Linked DNA regions of Mus musculus: region 2 is linked to region 1. The links are chromatin loops, found by intact Hi-C in ENCODE. Cell type or tissue: left cerebral cortex. All regions are shown on one strand. Each heading gives the region's core, and the rest is flanking DNA. Links, peaks and the distances in the headings are about the cores only.

Region 1 (7,628 bases), core at 1,523-6,522:
TAAGTGCAGTTCTTTAAAAATAATATTAATAATTTCTTTTTAATTTTATGAGTGTTTTGTCTACAAGTAAATATGTGCATCATGTATATGACTGGTGCTCATGGAAGTCAGAAGAGGTTATCAGATTCTCTGGAACTAGAGTTACTGGTAGTTGTGAGCTGCCATGTGGGTGGCTGGAATTTGAACCCAGATGATCTAGGAAAACAGCCAGTTCTCTGTATCACTGAGCTATTTCTCCAGCCTGCTATCTCTTCTTCCTTGAAATTTATTTATCCCTGTCATTATATCAAATAAGTTTGTGGAAGCTTTCAAAATGGATACACATAAATAAGGGCAGGAACTGGCCATAGTGGCACATGCCTTTAATTCCCAGGACCTGGGAGGCAGCAGCAGGCAGATCTGTAAGTTCAAGGTTAGCCCAGTCTATAGAGAAAGTTCCAGGACAGTCGGGACTAGAGAGAAATTTTGTCTCAAAAACAAAAACAAAATAACACCACCAACAAGAACAATAATAAAGGCAGGAAAATTATAAAAATTTTAAATAACCAAAAATAAAGAAAAATCTGTAACATAAATGTGCTAACCATGGTATCAGTTGTTGAGTCTGAGCTGTAAAAACAAGATGTGAGTTCCAGGACAGCCAGGATTTCTTATGTTGTTGTTACAACAACTAAGAGCTGTCACTGATTTTGATCTTTAACAAGAGCCCCTACCTAATAGTTCAGATATCAATGAGAAAACAGTAGAAATGTGATGAGCACAAAGACCTGCCAAGAAGACGATTAAGTCAATATGTTGTTATAGTCAATTCTTTTAGAGTGTTCTGAGGTATACAGGACCCAGAGTCTCAAAGACACAATACACATCAGCAAATAGCCACATAATTCTGCATCTATACCAACCCAGATGCAGATAGAAGTCACCTCAGTAAAGCTGTTTATCCAGCATCTGAAGTCTTCTCATCTCCAAATGAGCCATAGTTATAAACATGTACAGCAAACTGTCTTGTCCCCACTCAGCTGACAAGTTCTATTCCCAGCTCTACAGCCTGTGACTCACAGGGATGAGGTGGGGGAAGGAAGTAAAAGGAACCAGTAAAACAAAGAGCTTCTCTTTATTTAGATGGAGTGATCAAGACTGGAATTACCTGATTAAAACAATCTCAGAGCAAGCCAACAAAAGTCTCCTTTTAAAACAGTATCAACCTTAGCAGCTTGGAAAACGTCCTGAAAGCTATCGATCATTTCCCCTCTACTCCCTAAATAGGTATGATATCACAAGACATTACAAGGCCTGTCAGGCAAAACTGTGCAAAGTACTATGAATCCAGACAACAGCATAGATTGCTTGGAAACCAAAAATAGCCAGATATTCTCCACAGCTCTTCTCAGCAAAAGGCAAATTAATAGTCCTACTGTACCCACTCCAAAGATCTTGATGCACACAAAATCTCAGTTTTTTTATACTCAAAATTTACATGAACAGAAAATGTGTTGAGTCCCACTCTTCCGAGCTGATCTTTGAGATCACAAAGCACTTCTTCAGTGAGCCGTGTTTCTAAAGCAGCTCAGAAACCTCCTGACACTAAGTCCACCAGCCTGGCATCTGCTCAAGATAATATTAGCTGACTACAGATCTTTTCTCCACCCAGTCCCAAAATTCTCAATCTTCTATAATTTGTAACTGACAAACCTAAACAAATCAAACCAAAAAAGACAAGTAAGTCACCTCTTTTACTTGAAAACCTTAGTCCTCCACAGAAATGTACACAGACAGACAGATGGACGCACGTTAAGAACACAAACTTCAAGCCCTGGCTGAATCCTGAGCAGGTCTGAAGCAATGTGGGTGCACAGGATAACTGCACCGCCTAGCTAGTGGGCTGTTCCTGCTGTTGCTGTACAAATATAGAAAGCTGCAAAGTGGAGCAGCAGCTTCCGCAGAGCACCCTCTCTCTGCTCTGCACTCTGTGAGGGAGGAGCAGGGAACTAACTGAGCAGCTTTACCCATACATGGTTACTGAAAGGGGGCCATTAGTGAAAGGGCAATTATCTCTCACACATGCATTCTGTTCACACACACCATATAAAAACAGAGAAGCGCACAGGCTTAAAGGAAGGTTTGAGAGGTTCTATCTCAGTCAGGGAGTGCCCCAATAATTACAGTCGCTATTCTAAGATCCTTAGCCTCAGGAACTGAAAAGACTGAAAAAAATTTTTACTAGGTCAGATTCTTGCTAAAACAGCAACAGCTATGAGGCTCAATTTATCATTTAAATCGTGAAATATAATGAACAAAACAGGCTACCTCCCACATTTAAGTAACAATCTAACCTGCACTACTCTCTGGTCACCCTAACTCTCAAATTGTTGGGGATGGTCTGATATTTTTGTTCTGGTCCATACAGATTATTTAAATATACTTCTCAGGATGCTGGCTTATATAATCAAGCCCAGTATCTGTTTCCAAAATTGTTGTAGAAAGCAATTAAGATTCACTTCACTGTGAAATACAAGAATACTCAATTTCTGACTACAGTAAATTTTGTTGTTGTTGTTTTGTTTTGTTTTTTGAGACAGGGTTTCTCTGTGTAGCCCTGGCTGTCCTGGAACTCACTCTGCAGACCAGGCTGGCCTTGAACTCAGAAATCCGCCTGCCTCTGCCTCCCAGGTGCTGGGATTAAAGGCATGCGCCACCACTGCCAGGCAGTAAATTCTTTAAAGATAAGAAATGCAGCAGGTGGGCTGGTGAGATGGCTCAGTGGGTAAGAGCACCCGACTGCTCTTCCGAAGGTCTGAAGTTCAAATCCCAGCAACCACATGGTGGCTCACAACCATCCGTAACGAGATCTGATGCCCTCTTCTGGAGTGTCTGAAGACAGCTACAGTGTACTTACATATAATAAATAAATAAATAAAACAAAAAAAAAAAAAGGGTGATGTTGAAAAAGGCAAGATGATTTAAAAAAAAAAAAAAAAAAAAAAAAAAAAGAAATGCAGCAGGTAATTAAGCAGGTATTAAGAGTGTAGTGTTTTATATAGAAGACGATATAATACAAATTGAAACTATACCAACATTGAAGACCTCTAACACTTCCTGTGTAGCTCCAGGTAAGATCAATCAATATTCAAGATAGTAATGGCTGACAATATCTGACTAGAGCCAAAGCAGGGGGAATAATGTTACCCATATTAAAAGAAGAGAGCAGCTAGGCAGTGGTGGGGCACTCAGGCAGAGGCAGAGAGGCAGAGGCAGATGAATCTCTGTGAGTCTGAGTCCACCCTGGTCTACAGAGTGAATTCCAGGACAGCCAGGGCATCACAGAGAAATCTTGTCTCAAAACAAACCAACAAAAAAAAAAAAATTGTAGTGGCTAGAGTTGGCTCAGTGGTTAAGAGTACTGGCTGCTCTTCCAAATATCCTGAGTTCAATTCAAAGCAACCACATGGTGGCTCACAACCATCTGTAATGAGATCTGGTACCTTCTTCTGGCATGCAGGTGTACATGCTGATAGAGCACTCATACATAAAATAAATAAAATTTTAAAAAGAGAGAGGAGAGAGCAAAGGTAGACTTTTATTCCACGGAGCCTACCCACTTTCACTAAGTTCACCTACAGTGTCTTCAACATGGGGAAATGCAGATTTGGAATACACTGAAGTTCCTCTGTTGCTGGATTTGGTTTGGTTTTTTTTTTTTTTTTAGGGGGGGGGCGGCTGTAATGTCAACCTAAAATGTTTTATGCAGTTTTATGAGATTAATATCATATTACTTACAGTTCCTGCCTACTTTAGAGAAAAACATTCTAAGAAAAGAAAAATAAAACTGGGCATGTTGTAATCCTGGCACTCAGGAGTCCCTACACACACACACACACACACACACACACACACACACACACAGACAGTAATTCAGCATTCCCTCAAACATTTCTCACCTACCACATTCAGGAAAATATTCTTCCACTTCCAAGATTACTATTTAGTCTTTTGAATAAATTTCAAGCCACTATTTTAAACAAACAAAGCAAAAAACAAAATAAGAACTACTTGAGATAGAAGTAGGAGGGTCTGGAGTTCCACAGCTGTACCAAGTTAGGAGGCCAACCTGGAGTCACACAAGTAGGACTAGAAATACTGATGACATGACAGTCCTTGGTGAGGAACACCACTATATCATTCTGCCAGCAAAGGAACTGCTGAGCAAGAGTATTAGCTTCTCAACACAGCTAAATGTGTGATGAGGCTATCACAGAAATCCTAAGTAGTTTCTTCCATGCCTAACTTCTCCCTAACATTTACAAAGAAAATGTCAAATTAAGACAGAATAGCTCGCCAGGCGGTGGTGGTGCACGCCTTTAATCCCAGCACTTGGGAGGCAGAGGCAGGTGGACTTCTGAGTTTGAGGCCAGCCTGGTCTACACAGAGAGTTCCAGGACAGCCAGGGCTACACAGAGAAATCCTGTCTCAAAAAAAACCAAAAGAAAAAAAAAAAAAAGAATAGCTCAGCCAGGCAGCAGTGGTGGCGCATGCCTTTAATCCCAGCACTTGGGAGGCAGAGAGAGGTAGGCAGATCTCTGAGTTTGAGGCCAGCCTGGTCTACAGAGTGAGTTCCAGGACAGCCAGGGTTACACAGAGAAATCTGTCTTGAAAAAACAAACAAAAAACAAAAATAAACAAACAAAAAACAACCCATAATAGCTCAATATTTTTATTTGCAAATTAAGTTTTTAGAATTTTAAACTTTTCTTTTTCACTGATAATGAAACAACAGCAAACTTGAATTCCTAATCCCACTACATATTCTTCCAGTGCAAAGTCTTGCTACTTGACATACCCAAAACAAACAAAACCTGTAGCAGTTATTTAAAAGAACATTCATATACCATAGAACAGACATGCCAAATGCTCCAGTCACTGAGATCTCTTAATGATGTGTACCATCTTTTGTATTTAATCTTTAAGAATATGAATAGCAAGCTGGGCGTGGTCCCAGCCCCCCCACCCCCGGGGGGGGGGGGGGGGGGCGGGGCAGGCAGGCGGGTTTCTGAGTTCAAGGCCAGCCTGGTCTACAAAGTGACCTGTCTCGAAAAATCCCCCCCACCAAAAAAACCAAAAAAAAAACCCTGAACATCTTTGTTTTAACAGCTTTGGTTCATTATAGAAACTTATGGTGGATATGCTGTATTTTATGTAACGCAGCTTTAATCACTACATACTTTACTATGTGTAAGCAATTAAACAAAATTAAACACAAAAGTCCATAATTACATACAGCAAGGATAATTAAAATATAATCTCAAAATAAAAATGGCCATAAGCCTCCATAGCACACTGACTTTGCAAGTCAGTCTCCTCTCTGAACCTATTTCCTCAGTGACAAAAAGGTAAGGCCGTATCAGAGTTCTATGCTGAGGCCCACAGACTTATAACCAATAGATATTTCAAATTTTCCAAAAGCCCCAACATATTATGCACAAAATTACTTATATAACATACCAATGGGGGGAGGGATGTCAGGAGCTTGGGCAAGATGGGCAAAGCTACATTCCCAACAGACTGGTGATTTATAAAGGCAGGGCAGGTGCAAGCTTAAGGCCACCCCTGTCTATTCTACTCTTGCCTTGAAGGAAAAAAAGTAAAATGGGAATGGTAACCCATGCCTGTCTCTCAGAAGGCAAAAAGGATTGCTCTGAGTTAAAGGCTAACATAGGCTACTGTACAATAAAACTTTGTCTCAAGATAAATAAGTCACGTAAGACAATACAGGAGGAGGGAAGAGTTAAAACTAAAATCAAAGAAACTAATAAAAAAGCAAAAGAAAGGAATTATGAGTAAGGAAAGCAAGCTATGAATACAAAAAGTGTTCTATACCTCAATTAGTGAAAACTATTAGCTGTGCATTTACATACCTTATCTCAGCCCTTGAGAAGCAGAGGCAAGAAAATCAGGAGTTCAAAGCCAGCCTTGTCTAGACACTGAATTTGAGGTCAACCTGGGCTTTTTGAGAGCCTGTGGTTTTTTTTTTTTTTTGTTTTTGGGGTTTTTTTTGGGAGGGGGGTGTAGTTAAAACCAAAAACAAGGCCAGGCATAGTGTGGCACAGGCCTTTATTCCCACCACTAAGGAAGCAGAGACAGGTAGAGCTCTGTGAACTTGAGGCCAGCCTGGTCTGACAGCAAATTCCAGGACAGCCAGAGCTACATAATAGAGGAAAGAGATACTGTCAAAATCAAACCAAATCAAACCCAAAGCTGATTATGATGGCACATGCCTTCAATCTCAACATTCAGAAGGGAGAAGCAGATGGATCTCTATAAGAGGCCAGTTTGGTCTCACATAAATAAGTGAGTTCCAGGCCAACTAGAACCATATACTGAGAACCTGGGGGGTGAATGGATGGAGGTATAGATGGACATGGCACATAACGACACAGGAACAAACGGGATGGTAGATAGACCAGACACACACCATACCAGACAGACACATAGACATAAAGACAGACAGACAGACAGACAGACAGACACACACACACACACACACACACACACACACACACACACACACACAACCAGCCTTTGTCTAAAACAAAAGTGATTTAAGTCTTAATGTTTTTGGGTTCTCATAAGTCAGTATGCTGAACATACTGTATATAAAGCACATATCTGGAGGCTTAGCTAGTAAATTCAAAATGTGACATATGTGCGATGTGGGCGACATTATTCTGAGAACTTTAAAATCTTCTAACTTTCACTCTGTAGTCCCAAAGATGACATAATAGCCAACTATGCAGAAGGTGCAAGCTCAAGCAAGAGGTACAAAAAATATAAAAGACAGCACAGAAATAAAAGATAAGAAAAGTCACATTATCAGAAAAATAAATTTCAAATGTGGCTCTCTCCCACTGTGAATCAACCTATAAATGGAGGCTTCAAGGCTTCTTAGGAGGAGGTATCAAGATACCCTTTAGGATACTCTTCAGTGTGCTCCCAATCAAAAGAAGGCACAGGCAAAGACCAGGCACTATAGCAAATATGGCTGACTATATGGTAAAGAAAATGGTGTTTTCTTTCTAGAAGCTCATAGCGCATGGCTGTTTAGAATTCAAACACAGTATCAGCTGACCCTGGTAATAGAACACAAAAGTATACAGTAAATCCCCAGTACAGGAAAAGAAAGGGAAGAGAGATCGGCAGCTCCAGAGCTAGAGAGTAAGAATAACTGTGTGGGGTTAGGAGGATCAAGGTTTAAGAACAACTGGTGAGGACAGGAGAGATGGCCTGCAGTTAAGAGCACTGGCTGCTCTTTCAGAGGATCAGGGTTCAATTCCCAGTACTGACTAACAACCTCTGTGATCCCAATAAACTCCAATTCCAGGAGTCCAATGCCCTCTTCTGGCATCCACCGGTGCTGCACACACAGCACACAGACTTACATATAAACAAAACAAACATTCATATACATTAAATAAATAAATCTTAGAAAAGGAAGAGGAAGAAGTTAGAGGAGGAAAAAGGAAGAAAGAACAAACAGCTGGGGGTGAAGCCCAATAGGAGAGCACTTGCCTAGCATACATGAGGCCAAGGGTTCAATCCCCAGTACCTCCTACCACCACTGGAGAACTACTTGG
Region 2 (7,628 bases), core at 1,405-6,404, 91 kb after region 1:
CAATAAACACATACATGTAAAAGAAGGAATATAAAGGCAGGCCCTGACAGGGCACAATGCCAACACCTGCCAGCCTTCATGAACACTGCATGCTGGGTGATATCTGGATGGTTCAGCACGTGTGGGAAGCAAGAGATCATGCTGCAAACAGGAAGCCTGGAAAGCAATTCTGGACGCAAGCTCACTCATAACCACTTGCTCTCTCAGTACTTTAAAATCTCTCTCAGGAAACTACTTTCTCTAAGTTTTTATATTTACCCAAACTCTCTACAGTGAATGGGTATTTACTGCTTTCACTTCAAAATTACGAGCTGGGTGGCATTTACTGCTCTTGCAGAGAGGTCCTAGGTTCAGTTGCTCACTGCTGTCTGTGACTCCAGTTCCAAGGGGTCCACTGACACACTCTTCTGACTTCCACAGGCACTGCATGCACGCTGTTTGCACAGGCAAAATACTGACACATGAAATACAAATACATACATACATACATACATACATACATACATACATACATTCATACATAAATGGAACTGGACATGATGGCTCACACTTGTAATTCCAGCATTTAAGAGGCCAAGACAGAAGAATCCTGAGTTCAAGGCCATCATGGGCTGTGTAATGAGACTCTGTCAACAAACAAAATAAAATAAATTAAGTTACTTTTCTTTTCTTTCTTTTTCTTTTCTTTCTTTCTTTTTTGTTTTTTGTTTTGTTTTGTTTGTTTGCCTTTTAGCTTTGGTTTTTTTCAAGACAGAATTTCTCTATGTAGTCCTGGCTGTTCTGGAACTTTCTCTGTAGACTAGGCTGGCCATGAACTCAAGAGACTCAACTTCTGCCTCCCAGGTGCTAGGATTAAAGGTGTGCCCACACTGACCAGTTTACATCAAGTTATTTTTCAAAACAAAAAGTATTTTTTTAGAGTAGAACTAGAGAGATGGCTCAGAGATGAGGAACACTGGTTGCTTCTGCAGAGGACTTGAGTTTGGTTTCCAACCCAACATGGCAGCTCATACCCTCTGTACTTCCACTTTCAGGGGATCAAACTCCCTTATCAGGTCTCTTGGTCAGTTGCATGCAAGTTGTACACAGACACACATGTAGGCAAAACACCCATACACATATAAAACAAATGAAATTTAACTTGTTTCCTAATATTTTTTTTCAGAGTGAGAAAAGACCTTTAAGTATGATGAAAATCCCAACATTATTTCAAGAACTGATGGGTACATTTTACTGTTGTTTAAAAGAGGAGGATTGGGTGCAGTGGCACTGCCTGTAGCTCTAGTACTTGGCAGGCACATGCCTTGGCAGCTACATGCCTGTAGCTCTAGTACTTGGCAGGCACAGGTAGAAAGATCATGAGCTCAGGTCTAGTCTGGTGTACATGGCAAGCTCCAGGCCTGAGATAGGAAATAAGACCATCTTCAAAATAAACAAGCATGGTCCCCAAAACACACGCACACACACACACACACACACACAAAACAAACAAACAAACAAACAAACAAACAAAAAAAAAAAAAAACAAGGGCTGCTGAGAAGGCTCAGTGGTTAAGAGCACTGGTTGCTCTTTCAGAGGCCCCTGGTTTAATTCTCAGCACACACAGTGTTGTTCACAACCTGCTGTAGCTCCAGTACCAAGGGACCTAATGTTCTCTTATGGCCTGTAGGAATACAAGACACTCAGGTTGTGAGTGGACACACATGCAAGCAAAATACCTATACACATACAAAAAATTTAACAGGTGTAGTAGGTAAAGGTCTTTGCTGCCAAACCTGACAGTCTGAGTTTGACCCCCAGGACCTGATGGAAGGAGGGAACTGACTCCTGCAGGTTTTTCTTCATCCTCACACTTGGGCTGTGGCAGAAATACAGTTACAGAAGGAGTGAATAGAGGAATGTAATTTTACAAATAGAAATGCAGGTCTTTCCATTCCTTTCTTAGTCACTGTTCTGTTGCTGTGAAGAAACACCATGACCAAAGCAACTCTTAGGAAAGAACATTTAATTGAAGATTTGCTTACACTTTTAGAAGGGAAGTCCACCATCATCACGGGGAGGGCGTGGTGGCCTCATGCACAACACTGGGACAGAAGCTGAGAACTGCATCCAGATCCGAAGGTCCAAAGGCAGAGACGTAGACAGAGAGAGAGAGACAGAGAGACAGAGAGACAGAGAGAGACAGAGACAGAGAGAGAGAGATTGAGAGAGAGACAGAGAGACAGAGAGGAGACACAGAGAGACACAGAGACAGAGACACAGAGAGAGACAGAGAGACACACATGGAAAGACAGAGACAGACAGAGACAGACAGAGACTCTGGGTTTGGTATAGGCTTTTGAAATGTCAAAGTACACTCCCAGGGATGCCCCCCCAAAACAAAACAAAACAAAACAAAAAAAAAACAAAACAAAAAACCACAACAAACCTTACCTGGGTGGTGGTAGCATACACCTTTAATCTGAGCACACAGGAGACAGAGACAGGGGAGTGTGAGGCCAGCCTATTTTACAGAGTGAGTTCTAGAACATCGAAGACTACAAAGAGAAACATTGCCTTGAAAAACAAAAAACTGGAGAGATGGCTCATCAGTTAAGAGCACTGGCTGCTCTTCCAGGAGTCCTGAGTTTAATTCCCAGCAACCACATGGTGGCTCACAACCATCTGTATTGGGATCTGATGCCGTCATCTGGTGTGTCTGAAGACACTGACAGTGTACTCATATACATAAAATAACTAAATAAATCTTAAAAAAAAAAAGAAAGAAAAATCAAACAAGCAAAAGCCCACCCCCAGTGACATACTTCCTACAACAAAGCCACATCTCTTAATCCTTCCAATCCTTTCAAATAGTGCTACCCCTGGGGACTAATCATTCAAATATGTGAGCCTATGGGGCTCATTCTTATTCAGACCACAATAACCTTCGTTCTTAACGTTCTACTGGGTTAAGTGATTTTAAAAGCTTGACTCTGACACCCAAATATGAGATTTCTCTCCCAGAGTGGTATTGCGTGTAAATACGATAGAGGCAGCACCACTGATGACCTACTAATCTCTCCAAACAGAGGTTTCTCCCCGGATAAGCACAGGTGGGTTAACCTACCGGGGTGAAGGGCAGAAGGGGTTAAATAGGCAAAGGCCACAGACTGGGTCATCTCTGAGCTCCTTGCTCTCCCAGGAATGAGCCAGGTGTGGGGGGTGTCTAGCTAGAAACAGGGAACTATTTAAGGATAGCATTTACCATTGGTATTATCATTTTCATCATCTTTATTCTTTGTGAAAACACCAAATCATTTCTTTAGGTTTCCAAACTCAGAACCTAGCTAGTGTCATATATAATACTACAATAAATTTGGGGGTGGGAGGACACAGTAAAGACATACCCACCAGGTGTTTTCAGAGTCAGCTTTACATATTTCTCTAATGTTTGGGCTTTCTCTGCCACACCACTGTGACCCTTTCCTGGGACTTATCTCAAGGGCTCCTCAGCACCCTGGTTTTGCAGCTCATTTGGAATGACTAGGTACCTTAGCTTTCTCTCATTATTTCTTCCTGTGCAGGGTTTCATTGCCTTCTCTAAACCATGCCTTTCCTCTGCTTGGCTTAGCAATGTTTCCCCAGGGACAATGAGGAACAGCTAGGCTGAGTACCCGGCCTTCCCTGACAACTGCCAGTTTATTCCCAAGAGGAGCCCAGTCCTCGGCTCACTCGCCTGACACTGAAAATAAGTCAGGGATATGTTTGTCCTTTTGAGAGCCCTGATTTCCAAGGACTCACCTTTCCTTCCAGCTCTTATGCCTTTTAAATAGTGTTAGTTACACCCTCTGTGATGCTAGGCTGGCGTCTTTGGTTCTGTCCTCCTTTCTCCCACTGAGAGACTTTCTGCAAATGGCATGTCCTCATTTCTTCTTTAGACCTTCCTATACTATTTGTACCACATTGCCATCTAGTTTCTAAATTCGAGATAACTTTTCTCTGACTTCCTTAACTCATTTAAGCATCGATTCAGTCTCTCCCCACCATGCCCTTTCCTCTTAAGTTAGCTCCCCCTCTTTCTGATTTTTGAGACAAAGTCTCACACCATAGCCTAGGCTGGCCTCAATCTTAAGGCAATAGTTCTGCCTCTGCCTGCCAAGTGCTGAAATTATAGGTGCCAAGTCTGGCTGTGGTTCCTGGCTTACTGACTGACAGCACCAGGTGTCCCTTTTCATGATCAGAAGGAAGTTTAGGAGAGAAGCTTCAGGCAGCCAGAGGGGGGCTGCAGCGATTGCCATTGGTTCCCCTAATTTGTCTCTGGATCATGGGAATCGCATATCAAATATCCAGTATAGCAGATATTTACATTACTATTCACATCAGTAGCACAATTACAGTTATGAAGCAGCAATGAAAATAATTTTATGATTGGGGGTCACCACACATGAGGAACTGTATTAAAGGGTCACAGCATCAGGAAGGTTGAGAACCACTGGTTTAGCTGGGGGAGATTATAGTGGCTGCAGCACTAGCTGTGTCTCCAGTCCACTGCTATATAGCCACTGGAATGTGGCTAGGTGGTCCAAGATATCCTTCCAAAGGGATTTGGCTTCCATGTCTCACTCTGTGTCTGGTTCCTCCCACATTATCATCAGTTACACCCAGATGTGAATTCTACCTCTCTGGTGCTTACTAACAAATTTACATCGTTTTTTGTAATTGTTTTCTCATTTGGAAACTGGGGATATTACCTGGATTGTGGGGCCACTGCTAACACATGTGTGTACCTGGACTCCACTTAGCTCAGGGGTTCTCATGGGTCTTACATTCTTGGTGAACTGTCCCCACCCTTAGCTTTATTCTGTAGCTGAATTTTTATTGTTTTGTTTTGTTTTTTCCTTTGTGGCTCTGACCAAGGGGAGGACAGAAATGTAGATGATTTGGGGAAAGTTAGGCAATGAGGGGGTGGACAGGAATTTCAAAGAGGCGAGGAGGAATTAGGCTGTTTAAAACATCTGTGACTGCAGAACTCTACACCCACTTTCCATTTATAAATAGCCCTGTCTCTCAGCCCAGCTCCTCCTGCACAAAGGCTGCATGGAAGATAACACAGATAGCAGCTGCTGGCGGACAAACATAGAGCAGAGGCTGCGGACCTGTGCCTGTGGGGCTTGGGCTCAGGCTGCAGGATGAAAAGAAGGCAGGGAGAAGTCTTGAGAGCTGTGGGTCAGAAAAAGATACCACCCATGGCCCTTAGGGTAGATAAAACTGCAAGAGACTCCTGTGCCCTAGCCACAACAGAGCTAGCCTGAGGCTTATCTACCTTCTGTCCTCCCTCGGTGGACAGAAAAGATAGGAGACACACCTCTGAGGCAGCACTCCTGAGAACCTAGGGTGATTTTTCTGAAGAGAGGCAGGGCAGAGAGGACTCCAGGGTTTCTGCCTTAGGAAACAGGGTGTTGATAACATGTCTTAGAAACTTGGAGAGCAGAAATACTGCTACAGGCTTGGGAACAGAGGCTACTATGTAACTCAGTGTGGGATTCTGTGAGACACTCAGGCAGGTCTGTGCGGAGACAGCTGGACACATATCCAACAAGTGTCTGCTGAATAGTAGAATGTGCTGGTCTCTGCTCCAGGTGTTCCTTCAATGGCCTTGAAGAAAGGGTAGGACAGCCAGAGAAGCAGTCCCGCTGCTCTTCAACTCCTTTATGAATTTTATTGACTTTGCTGTTATCTGTAAAATATCCCCTATCCTAGCAGTAATAGCTACAACGCACCAAATGCTAACTGGACCCATATACTTGATTTAATACTCCAGTAAGCATTATTTCTTATTTTAGAGATGAGAAGGTTGAATTCAAGAGGATTAAAGCTTTAACTTATAGTTCAATTGTAGAATGTTTGCCTTGTATGCACAAACCCTGGATTCAGTTAACAGCTCCATAAAATCAAAACCAAGAGCCGGGTGTGGTGGCGCACGCCTTTAATCCCAGCACTCAGAAGGCAGAGGCAGGCGGATTTCTGAGTTCAAGGCCAGCCTGGTCTACAAATTGAGTTCCAGGACAGCCAGGGCTATACAGAGAAACCCTGTCTCAAAAAACTCCCCCCCAAAAAACAAACAACCCCCCCAAAACAAAACCAAACCCCAAACCAACCGAGCAAGAACCACAAGTAACTGATCTAAAACCCCACAGCTGGTGACAGAGCTAGAGACTGCTCCCATTCCACCATCCTGTCTCTGGTTTTAAAAAACAACTCGGTCAGAGAGATGGCTCAGTGGGTACAGGCACTTGCTGCCAAGCCTGGTGACTGGAGTTGAATCTCTGACATGTTCTTAAAGGAGAGAACTGACTCCTACAGGTCATCCTCTGGCTTCTATATGTATTCACAGCCTTAGCAGACCGTCTCCCCATTTCCAGCTGCATGAACACACAACTTAAATACTGAAGAAACCAATGTCACGCCTTCATTAAATGTTTAATGACTGCCCGGCTAGATATGAACTATCCATCCCTCTTGTGACTCCATGATGCTTGTACCACTCCGCCAGCAGTAAGCAGTGTTTCAGAGCTCAGGGAGAGCACATTTTACATATGGTTTCAACTAATCTAACATTCCTTCATTGTGCATGTACGGCGTATGGAGCACACGCCATGCCACACGTGGTCCCAAGACTGAACTCATGCTTGACATCAGATGTCTTTACCTGATGAGCCATCTTTATTCCCTACTAGACTTTTCATGATCTTATCATTTGTGCATCTCTCAGTGGACAGGAAACACCATGGAAGACAAGAATATTTACCACAGGACTTCTGTCCTCTGCTGTGCAGAGGGGTAGGCTGGTATTGAATTCCAGGGGCAAGTGAGCAGGACAATGCATGGCTGCTCCCATTCTCACCCCTCTCCTTTGTTTTTAGCCAAAAGACATTCTCATCAGTCCTTCTGCCACCAGGAAGGCAGGGTCCCAGACTGGATAGAGAATGTGCAATGCTGGGTCTTGTCCTTACCTAACCTTTGGCACTTCCTGCTCCTCGGAAGCAGATGCAGTACCTGACATTTGCCATGGAAACCTGGCTTTTCTAGGGAACTCTTTTGGCTGCCTTTCTGAGGTAGAGGTTGGTGCCACATAGTTTCAATTGGAGAGTTGGAGGCTTAGTGTCAGTTTGTACCCTCACGACCCTGCTCTTATATAACTGCTTTGTCTTGCTGTCCTCCAAGTCTGTCCTCTGCCCGGATTTCCCTGTAACTATCAGGATCTATTTGAAGATGTTCTTCAGGGTTGTGGCAAGTTTGTTCCAGAGCAGATGTTTTAATACAAATCGTACTTAAATGGTTGTAGACAAGTGATTTTGGACCCTGTCACTTCTGAGACATGGCCGTGAGACAGTGGTAGGCTAGGTTAGTGTGAGCAGACTTGTTTTTTTTAAGATTTATTTATTATTATATCTAAGTACACTGTAGCTGTCTTCAGACGCACCAGAAGAGGGCGTCAGATCTAATTATGGATGGTTGTGAGCCACCATGTGGTTGCTGGGATTTGAACTCAAGACCTTCGGAAGAGCAGTCGATGCTCTTAACCACTGAGCCATCTCTCCAGCCCGTGAGCAGACTTTTAACACACACATACAAACACACACACACA

What was found. Peaks named below come from ENCODE experiments on the same cell type or tissue, not always from the same donor. Only the 100,000 strongest peaks of a DNase experiment are listed, where the experiment ranks them.
Region 2: a loop joins it to region 1, with 5 times the contacts of the local background. A loop is called at or near these places in 4 of 42 quality-filtered maps.

What each region holds. Positions count from the first base shown.
Region 1 is chr2:90,959,311-90,966,938 of GRCm38, reverse strand. The region is part of intron 1 of Celf1 (CUGBP, Elav-like family member 1); the gene reads right to left. Among named protein-coding and RNA genes, the nearest start is that of Celf1, 23 kb to the right of the region's middle. In left cerebral cortex, for the core only: a CTCF peak has its summit at 3,457 (motif pointing left); DNase peaks (open chromatin) are centred at 1,902 and 3,494; H3K4me3 peaks cover 845 bases; H3K27ac peaks cover 4,424 bases.
Region 2 is chr2:90,867,915-90,875,542 of GRCm38, reverse strand. No RefSeq gene overlaps it. Among named protein-coding and RNA genes, the nearest start is that of C1qtnf4, 14 kb to the left of the region's middle. In left cerebral cortex, for the core only: a CTCF peak has its summit at 3,958; DNase peaks (open chromatin) are centred at 3,888, 4,125, 4,504 and 5,036; H3K27ac peaks cover 3,640 bases.